Regions from separate parts of the Homo sapiens genome. Here region 2 is linked to region 1. The links are chromatin contacts, found by Hi-C or POLR2A ChIA-PET in ENCODE. All regions are on one chromosome and are shown on one strand. Each heading gives the region's core, a stretch centred on a gene start or an enhancer-like site at or near the end of the contact. The rest is flanking DNA. Distances are from core to core; before and after follow the strand shown.

Region 1 (4,437 bases), core at 1,810-4,309:
ATAACCATCTCAGCCTCCCAAAGTGCTGGAATTATAGGCGTGAGCCACCGTACCCTGCCATAATCCTTTTTCATTTGTTTTTTGTTGTTGTTGTTTGAGACAGAGTCTCACTCTGTCTCCCAGGCTGGAGTGCGGTGGCACGATCTCGGCTCACTGCAACCTCCGCCTCCCAGGTTCAAGCACTTCTCCCTGCCTCAGCCTCCCGAGTAGCTGGGATTACAGGCGCCCGCCACCACGCCTGGCTAAGTTTTGTATTTTTTAGTAGAGACAGAGTTTCCTAGGCTGGTCTCGAACTCCTGACCTCAAGTGATCCACCCGCCTCGGCCTCCCAAAATGTTGGGATTATAGGCGTGAGCCACGGCGCCCGGCCCATTTGTTTGATTTGGGTCTGGACAAGGTCTACACTTTGCATCCGGTTGATAGGCCTCTTTTTTTTGTTTTGTTTTGTTCCCTTTGTTACCCAGGCTGAAGTGCAGTGGAGCGATCAGAGCTCACGTGCAGCCTTGACCTCCCCTGCTCAAGCAATCCTCCCGCCTCAGTCTCCTGAATAGCTGGGACCACAGGTGTGCGCCGTCATGCTCAGATACTGGCATCAGCTCTTTGGCGTGCATGTTGTCGTAGTTTTTCTACAGGCGACCTAGGCCATTTGTCCTGGAGTTTTGCAGTCTGGGGCCAGCTGATACATCCTTGTGGTGTCATTGCACGTGTTCTCTGTCTCTGTGCTTCCTGTAAGTTAGGACTTAGGTCTAGAAGCTCGATCTGATGCAGGTTCAGTTTCTTCTGGCAAGCACGCTTTCTTAGGTGGTTGCTTGGATGAGCATCAGAATTACTTACATGTCTGTATGACTGTCAAGTTCAGTTTTCAAGTAAAAATTAAGTTTTTTTTAAAAAAGCGAGTGGGTTGAGAAGAACACTCTGAAGTCACTCCTAGTAAGGCTGGTACCCAGATCCAGCAGAAGTAGGGTGGGAGGGACCAAAGGACTGAGGCTCGGGTCCCCCCTTCCCCACCCCCCGGGGCCTGGGAGCAATAGGCTGGGTGCCCCGGCTTCAAGTAAACCAGTGGCATTAACATGTGGGCCTCTGGTTCCTGCTTTGCTAGGGCCACAGGCTTCCAGCTGAGAGCTGCTGCCACCCACCCTGGCAACCCCTTCCGCATCGCGTGGTGGTGACACCTTCAGAACAGAGTGGTCTCCCACCCCAGCTCTACCCTTGGCTGCCTGTGTCACCCTGGGTGGCTTTCCCAGCCTCTCTACCTGCTTCCTTCTTGACAGCCTGATGGTGGCCATACGTCCCTTGGGCTGTGGTGACTGGGCCTCTGGGAGCTGCCCTTCCACTTCTGCATTTTAACATAAACCTCCTTGACCTCAGCTGCTCCATTCTCTGCTCCCTTCCAGCCACTCGGATTCCAGTCCTGGGGGCCTCCTCACTGACCATGCCCTCCACCCTCAGTGCTGTTCCCTGGTACTCTGCATGGCTTCCTCACCTGTATCCCGTCTTTGCTCAGACGCCACCCCTTTAGAGACCTCCCTGACTGTGCCCTCTGAAAGAGCACCTTGTCACTCTCTGTCCCTTCTCCCACTTGTTTACTTGTATATTGTGTTCCCACTAGAATGTCAACTCCAGGAGAGCAGAGACTCTTGTCTTATTCACTGCTGTGTCCCTGGTGCCTAGAACAGTGCCTGGCACCTGCTAAGTGCATATTAAGGAGTCGTTGCTCACTGGGTAGAAGCATTAAAAAAAAAAAAAAAAAAAGGCTGGGTGTGGTGGCTCACGCCTGTAATCCCAGCACTTTGGGAGGCAAAGGTGGGTGGATCACCTGAGGTCAGGAGTTCGAGACGAGCCTGGCCAACACAGTGAAACCCCGTCTCTACTAAAAATACAAAAAAATTAGCTTGGCGAGGTGGCAGGTGCCTGTAATCCCAGCTACTTGGGAGGCTGAGGCAGGAGAATCGCTGGAACCCAGGAGGCGGAGGTTGCAGTGAGCCAAGATCACACCAATGCACTCCAGCCTGGGTGACAGAGCAAGACTCTGTCTCAAAAAAAAAAAAAAAAAAAAAAAAAAAAAAAGAATTGTTGAGTGCATGAATGAATAAAAGAAAGAAAATGACTGGGCACAGTGGCTCACATCCCAGCACTCTGGGAGGCTGAGGTGGGCAGATCACTTGAGCCCAGGAGTTTGAGACCAGCCTGGGCTATAGTGAGACCTCTGCTCTACAAAACATTTTTAAAATTATTGTTTTAAAATAATTTAAAAATTATTTAAAATGTAAAAGGGCGTGGTGGCATGTGCCTGTGGTCCTAGCTACTCAGGAGGCTGAGGTGGGAGGATTGCTTGAGCCCAGGAGTTGGAGGCTGCAGTGAGCTATGATGGGGTCCTAGCTACTCAGGAGGCTGAGGTGGGAGGATTGCTTGAGCCCAGGAGTTGGAGGCTGCAGTGAGCTCTGATTGCACCACTACACTCCAGCCTGGGTGACAGAGCAAAACCTATGATGATAGATAGATAGATAGATAAGATAGAGCGAGCAAGACCCTATCTCAGGTAGATAGATAGATAGATAGATAGACAGACAGACAGACAGACAGACAGATAGATAGATAGATAGATTAGATTAGATAGATAGATAGATAGATAGATAGATATGGTTAAGTGAGTGGACTTTGGTCCTGGTCAGACTTGCCACGGAATCCCAGTTCTGATACACTCGCCGTGTGACTGAGGGCTGACATGTCTTCTCTCTGAGCTTCACTCTCCTGCTTCACACACCGTGTGAACGGCACCCTCCTCGCTGCCTTCTTTTGCACCAGGATGGAGCCTGCACGTAACACTTTGTAGTGGTCTCACTGCTGTCCTGTCTCCAGCACGGGGCACCGATGAGCCAGCCAGAAGCCGTCCCTGCCGGGGGGATGCTTGACCCAAATCTTCAGTAATAACTCCTTCCACTCTGGGTGACCAGCTGTGGTGCCCCAGGGCAGGGACTTGTTGATCTGGGTTTGTTCTGGAGGCCAGAAGGGTTTCCTGGGGACTGGGATTGGAGCAGGATTGAGAGTGCCTGGTATGTGGAGAGACCTGGCTGTTGTGGCATGAGTCCGAGGGCTCAGGGGCCGGCTGCTTCCCGGCCTTTGTCTTCCTTGCAGGAAACAGGCCAGGAGTTACAAGGGGCCAGAGGATGCTGCTGTGGTTATGGTGGAAGTTAACAGCTTTGGGAAGTGTGCATGTGTGTGAGTGTGTGTGTGTGTGCACTTGTGCTCATTGTAAAGAGAGACGGTAAAGAAATGAGGAGAGACTGCAGGCACATGCAAATACAGAGAAAGCTTTCAGTTGTCAGGATCGCTCTCCCGGTTTTTCCTGCATGGTGGTGTAAAATCTGACATGTGTACAGAAAAGTGTGTAAAACCTCCATGTTCAGTTTAATGAATAATTATAAAGCAAACAGCCATGAAACTACCACCCAGATCAAGAAGACAGGCATCACCAGCTCCCTGAAAGCCCTCTCCTTCACCTGCCCTTCCCAGTGCTAACAAAAACATTCTCCTCCCTTTCTTTTCATTGTTCCTCTTTTTTGGTGAATTGTGAAAGATTTCAGACACCCCCAAGAGAAGAGAGAATCACCTGCTGACCACCCTCAGGCCCGCTGCCCAGCTAAAAGACGAAATGCTTGCTGTGGGTGCAGCCCCCAGGTGCCTCCCCCAGGGCCCCAGGCGTCGCTGGCCCTGCGTCTGCTTCCCTAAACAGTGTCCCGCATTGTTCTGCAGGATTTTAAACTGCGTGTAAATGGTACGAGGCCAGCGGCACTTGGCTGCAACTCTCTCAATATTTTGTTCTTGAGATTTCTCTGGGTGGAGTAATGAAGCTCTGTGCCAGAAGGAATGGTTCCCAGCGGGGGTCAGGGCACCCCTACCCCTGGCCAGAGGAAAGCAGCTCTGTCCTGGGGGGGCCCCAGGAGGACGCTCTGGGCTCCTCTCACCCAGGCCCGCAGCCCCCTGCTCCACGTGGGTTTGAGGCGGCCACCTCCAGTGGAAGTGGTAGAGCGCCGTTGGCTTCCTAGGGCACCACATAGGACCCAGTTACAGCCGTGATGTGAAGGGGCCCTCCCTGAGCTTATGTAAGGTGTAATGGGGCGCTGGTGCCGCCTGGGGCCTGTGTGCACCACGGAGGGGCCTTCTCTGGAGGAGGGCATAGATCAGCAGCTGGGGCAGGAGGGCCTCTTCTCTTCCCATACTGCCCTCCCCCTGCGCCCGCCCACTGCCCACCCTCACCCGCCCTGTTTGCCAGGCTCACACAGCCTTTCTTGGAGAGGCCCTCTGGCGGGGAGTTTACTCTCAAAGGCTCTATATCTAGCTGACCTGGGATTGCCACCCAGCTCCGCCACCTTCTAGCTGGACGGCCCTGGGCATGTGTTGACCCCTGCCCCACCTCTGTTGGCCTCAGTTTCCCCA
Region 2 (4,496 bases), core at 1-2,500, 4.4 Mb after region 1:
AAGGAAACTCCTTAAATGCTGTTGACTTAGGAGTTCCGCCAGTGCCCCACCTGCCCAGAGCCTCTTGCCCCAGTGCCCCACCTGGGTTTATGGTGCCCCCCTCCCAGAAATATGAGCTCAGGGGTCAGAAACCCAGGTCCTGAGGTCCCTCCTCCCCAAGGACTCAGGATCCCAGGCCCCCAGTCCCCTCTTCCCTTAAGTTTAAGAAGTCCAGGCCACCACCCTCTTGGGGACCCAGCACCCAACTCACGAAGCGCCCGAAGCGGATGGAGTCTCCATCCTCAATGTGTAAGTCAGCCTGGGCCCCACTAAGGCGGGAGATGACAGACTGGCAGCCAGGGAGGAGGGAACGGAGCAGCCCCGAGCCTGTAATGTGGTCCGCGTGGCAGTGGGTATTCACTGGGAGAGAGAGGAGGGACAGGTCCGGAGGGTACAGAAAGGACCTGGGAGTCCCAGCCCAGATCCTTCTCCCTCAGACTCAGGAGTTCTGGGCCCCAGCTTCCCATTCCACTGACGCTGCAGCCCAGCCCCGCTGGGATCCATGAGTTTGGTCCCCGGACTGACCAGCATAGAGCAGCCGCAGCCCCAGCTCCTTGATCAGCTGGGCATCCCGAGGCGCTGTTTCCAGGACTGGGTCGATCAGAACGGCCTCCCGGGACTCTCTGTCACCCAGCAGGTACGTGAAGGTGCAGCTCACAGGCTCGAACATCTGGGAACGGGGGACCCAGGTGAGGGCGCAGAACCGGACTTCCACCCACTGGAGGCCAAGTAGTCCAGACTGACCCTATCCTCTTCCTAAGATCCAGAAGCAGAAACCCCAGCCCACTCTTTCCCCGGGAGTCGGGAGTCCGGAGCCCCACTACCTTCCCCTATCAGAACAAAAGAGTTCCAACTTCCTAACATCCCAAAATCAGGGTCCCCAGCACGTTCTTTCATAGAGGACCCAGGGGTCTGGCCCCAAGCCCAGAGGCCCCCAGACCACTCACCTTTAAAGGACCCAAGAGTCCAGCCCTAAACCTCCACCCCGCTTTCCGCAAGATGCAGGCGTGGGTCCCCCCGGATCTCTCCCTATTAAGAGACCCCGGAGTTCCGTCCTTGCTGCCGCCTAGTGCCCAGCAGTCCCCTCCTAGGTCCAGCCACCCGCACCTGCCGCAGGAGGATGGGGGCTCCAGACCCGCCGCGCTGGCTCAGCTGCCGCCGGGCGACCCTCAGTACAGCCTCCGCCATCGCGCCCACTGCGGGGTCAGGAATGAGCGGAGGCCGAGCGCCTGCAGGAGCCGGGCGCTACGGCACTGACCCCGGGAAGGGCGGGGCGGGGGCGGAGCACGCCTTAAAGGGGCCACGGACGCCTGGGGCAGAGGGCGGGGGACCGCCGAGCGGGACTGGGGCGAGGGCGAGACCGAGGAAAGCCAGAGTGCAATGCCTGGACGCTTTGAGACCCAGAAAAAACAGAGAACAGGGAGACACTCAAAGTGCGAGGGACAGACGCTCAGAGACACACAGACATACTCATGTAGGAACAGAGATAGGGAGAGAAGTAGAAACCCAGGGAGAGGCCCCAGTACACTCATAGCCTCGGGGCCGTTTTTTTTCCTTTTTCTTTTGTTTTATTTTGAGACAGAGTCTCGCTCTGTCACGCAGGCTTGAGTGCAGTGACTCGATCTCAGCTTACTACAGCCTTAAACTCCCGGGTTCAAGCGATCCTCCAACCTCAGCCTCCCGAGTAGCTGGGACTATGGCACGTTGCCACCACACCCGACATTTTATATATATATATTTATATCTATATATATATTTATATACATATATATATATACACACACACACACACATACATGTATATAAAATTTGTTTTTTGCAGAGACGGAGTTCTCACTATGTTGCCCAGGCTGATCTCGAACTCCTGAGCTCAAGCGTTCCTCCCACCTTGTCCTCCCAAAGTGCTGGGATTACAGACGTGAGCCACCGCGTCCCGTGGGGCCGTTTTCTAGCAGGTGGTAGGATAGTCATGGTTAGAAAAAGATGTTCGGTTCCGGGAGGCAGAGGTTGCAGTGAGTAGAGATGACGCCACTGCACTCCAGCCTGGGCGACAGAGGGAGACTCTGTCTCAAAAAAAAAAGATATTCGTTCGGTTCCAGGTCATTAATATCTTGAGGGACTTTTGAGTGGGTGCCTGGTTACCAGAACAACACTTGATCCCATTAAAGTTCATCCAGAAATTGCATAAGCATTTTATCAGGAATGTTTCTCTCTTTCCAGGAAGAAATCTTAAAAAAAAAAAAAAAGATAATTTTGCATTATCTCTTGAATAATCAGATTGGGGATTATTCATCTTCTGTTGGGGTGTGAACCTCTGAAAAGAGCTTGTGTTCATTTACACCAAGGACCTGGGGCTGAAAAACTGTAGTCTCAAGTCATGAGCTGTCAGAAAGTCTGCTCTTTGTAATCGTAGCAGTAGTGAGAATAGGACATCCCACTCTCATCTGGAGGATCTATGTCACTTTGTGACATCAGAGCAGCCTTGATTTCCAGCCTAGGGGCAGAGCTTTTTTTTTTTTTTTTAATTGTTAGAATTTTTTTTGTAGAAACAGGGGTCTTGCTATGTTGCCTAGGCTGGTCTCCAGCTCCTGGCCTCAAATGGTCCTCCCACCTGGGCCTCCCAAAATGCTGGGATTACAGGTATGAACCACTGAGTTATCCTGTCCCACAGCTTCTGAGGAGGGGTTTCCTGCAACAACATTTATCTTAATTCTGGAGTTTCCAGGGAATGGTCCCTGGAGCTATTTTCAGAGCAGCCCCTGTGTGAATGCCTTTACACAGAGAAGGCCTGCTTTTCCTTAAGCCTATCAAATTGCTTCATTAAAATTTTATGTGGCCGGCTGGGCGCGGTGGCTCATGCCTGTAATCCCAGCACTTTGGGAGGCTGAGGCGGGCGGATCACGAGGTCAGGAGTTCAAGACCAGCCTGACCAACATGGTGAAACACCATCTCTACTAAAAATATAAAAATTAGCTGGGTGTGGTGGTGCACACCTGTTATCCCAGCTACTCAGGAGGCTGAGGCAGGAGAATTGCCTGAACTCGGGAGGTGGAGGTTGCAGTGAGCTGAGATCGTGCCACTGCATTCCAGCCTGGGTGATGGAGACTCCATCTCAAAAAAAAAAAAAAAAAAAAAAAAAAAGCATATGGCTGAGCTCATGCACAGGCACTTTGAGCACTTTGGGAGGCCTAGGTGGGCAGATCACTTGAGGTCAAGAGTTTGAGACAGCCTGGCCAACATGGTAAAACCCCATCTCTACTGAAAAAAATAAAATAAAATACAAAAAAATTATCTGGGCGTGGTGGGGCACGCCTGTAGACCCAGCTACTTGGGAAGCTGAGGCATGAGAATCATTTGAACCCAAGAGGCAGAGGTTGCAGAGTTTGCAGTGATCCAAGATTGCACCTCTGCAACATAGCAAAACCCTGTCTGGGCAACAGAGCGAGAGTGTCTAAAAAAAAAAGGCCAGGTGCGGTGGCTCACGCCTGTAATCCCAGCACTTTGGGAGGCCAAGGCGGGTGGATCACGAGGTCAGGAGATTGAGACCATCCTGGCTAACACGGTGAAACCCCGTCTCTACTCAAAAAAAATACAAAAAATTAGCCGGGCATGGTGGCGGATGCCTGTAGTCCCAGCTACTCTCGAGGCTGAGGCAGAAGAATGGCGTGAACCCGGGAGGCGGAGCTTGCAGTGAGCCGGGATCGTGCCACTGCACTCCAGCCTGGACGACAGAGCGAGACTCCGTCTCAAAAAAAAAAAAAATTCCAGGCATGAGGTCTCATGCATGCCTGACTCAAGCTAGACAAAGCTGAGGACCCAGAGGTGACTCAGTCTGGCTGGTAGGCGAGAGAGGTAGGGAAAGCAGGTCTGAGACACAGGGAGGTGTAGGGATTTGGGGAACTCAGGGGAGGGAGGAGCCAGGGAAAGGAAGACCCTCAGGCACTCCTTACTGAGAGGGTCCCCCAAATAAGAACTTCTCGCCCCTGGCACCCTTTCCCGTTGTTTTTGCAGAATTTCTAGACCATTTATGTGTCCTTTGAAGACACACCCTAGGCAGGGTTTATAGGCTCAGCTGTGAGATGTTCTAAGAGTTAGACTTGGCTTCACCCTTCTCAGGTGTAGGACCTTGGGCTGAAAACTTATCTTCTTCTGGGTTCCAGTTTTCTTATCTACAAAATGAGGTTGAAAATAGTTCAATAGCCTGACATAGCACAGGCTCTCAATGGGAACTGCCCATCATTATTTTGTCACTATCCTTGACTCCTTCCTACCCTTGCCACCTCCACCCACTTCCAGGCCCTGCTGAGTTAAACTCTCTCTCTTTTTTTTTTTTTTTTTTTTTGAGATGGAGTCTTGCTCTGTTGCCCAGGCTAGAGTGCGGTGGTGCAATCTCAGCTCACTGCAACCTCCGCCTCCTGGGTTCCAGAGATTCTTCTGCCCCAGCCTCCCAAGTAGCT

Evidence for each region. Hi-C counts contacts between places; a loop is a spot of excess contacts on that map. ChIA-PET counts read pairs that join two places held with the same protein, here RNA polymerase II (POLR2A).
Region 2: a map of ovary shows a loop between it and region 1 (22-fold over the local background). The contact joins the promoter of ETHE1 here to the enhancer-like site in region 1. A Hi-C loop is called at or near these places in 1 of 168 maps with a recorded cell type or tissue (ovary). POLR2A ChIA-PET finds 5 or more read pairs at or near these places in 1 of 52 experiments (activated CD4-positive, alpha-beta T cell).

The regions. Positions count from the first base shown.
Region 1 is chr19:39,141,557-39,145,993 of GRCh38, forward strand. All of the region lies in intron 1 of PAK4 (p21 (RAC1) activated kinase 4), which reads left to right. Among named protein-coding and RNA genes, the nearest start is that of PAK4-AS1, 7.2 kb to the left of the region's middle. RefSeq lists enhancers at 2,534-3,530, 3,531-4,437. Within about 2 kb of position 3,060, at least 20 of the 41 ENCODE cell types and tissues checked have a DNase peak (open chromatin) inside an H3K27ac peak, as active enhancers do.
Region 2 is chr19:43,525,951-43,530,446 of GRCh38, forward strand. ETHE1 (ETHE1 persulfide dioxygenase) reads right to left here and starts at 1,251. Exons shown (of 7, transcript NM_014297.5): 1 at 1,147-1,251; 2 at 565-709; 3 at 251-399. The coding sequence starts at 1,227. RefSeq lists enhancers at 1-402, 403-907, 423-602 and a silencer at 1,213-1,402.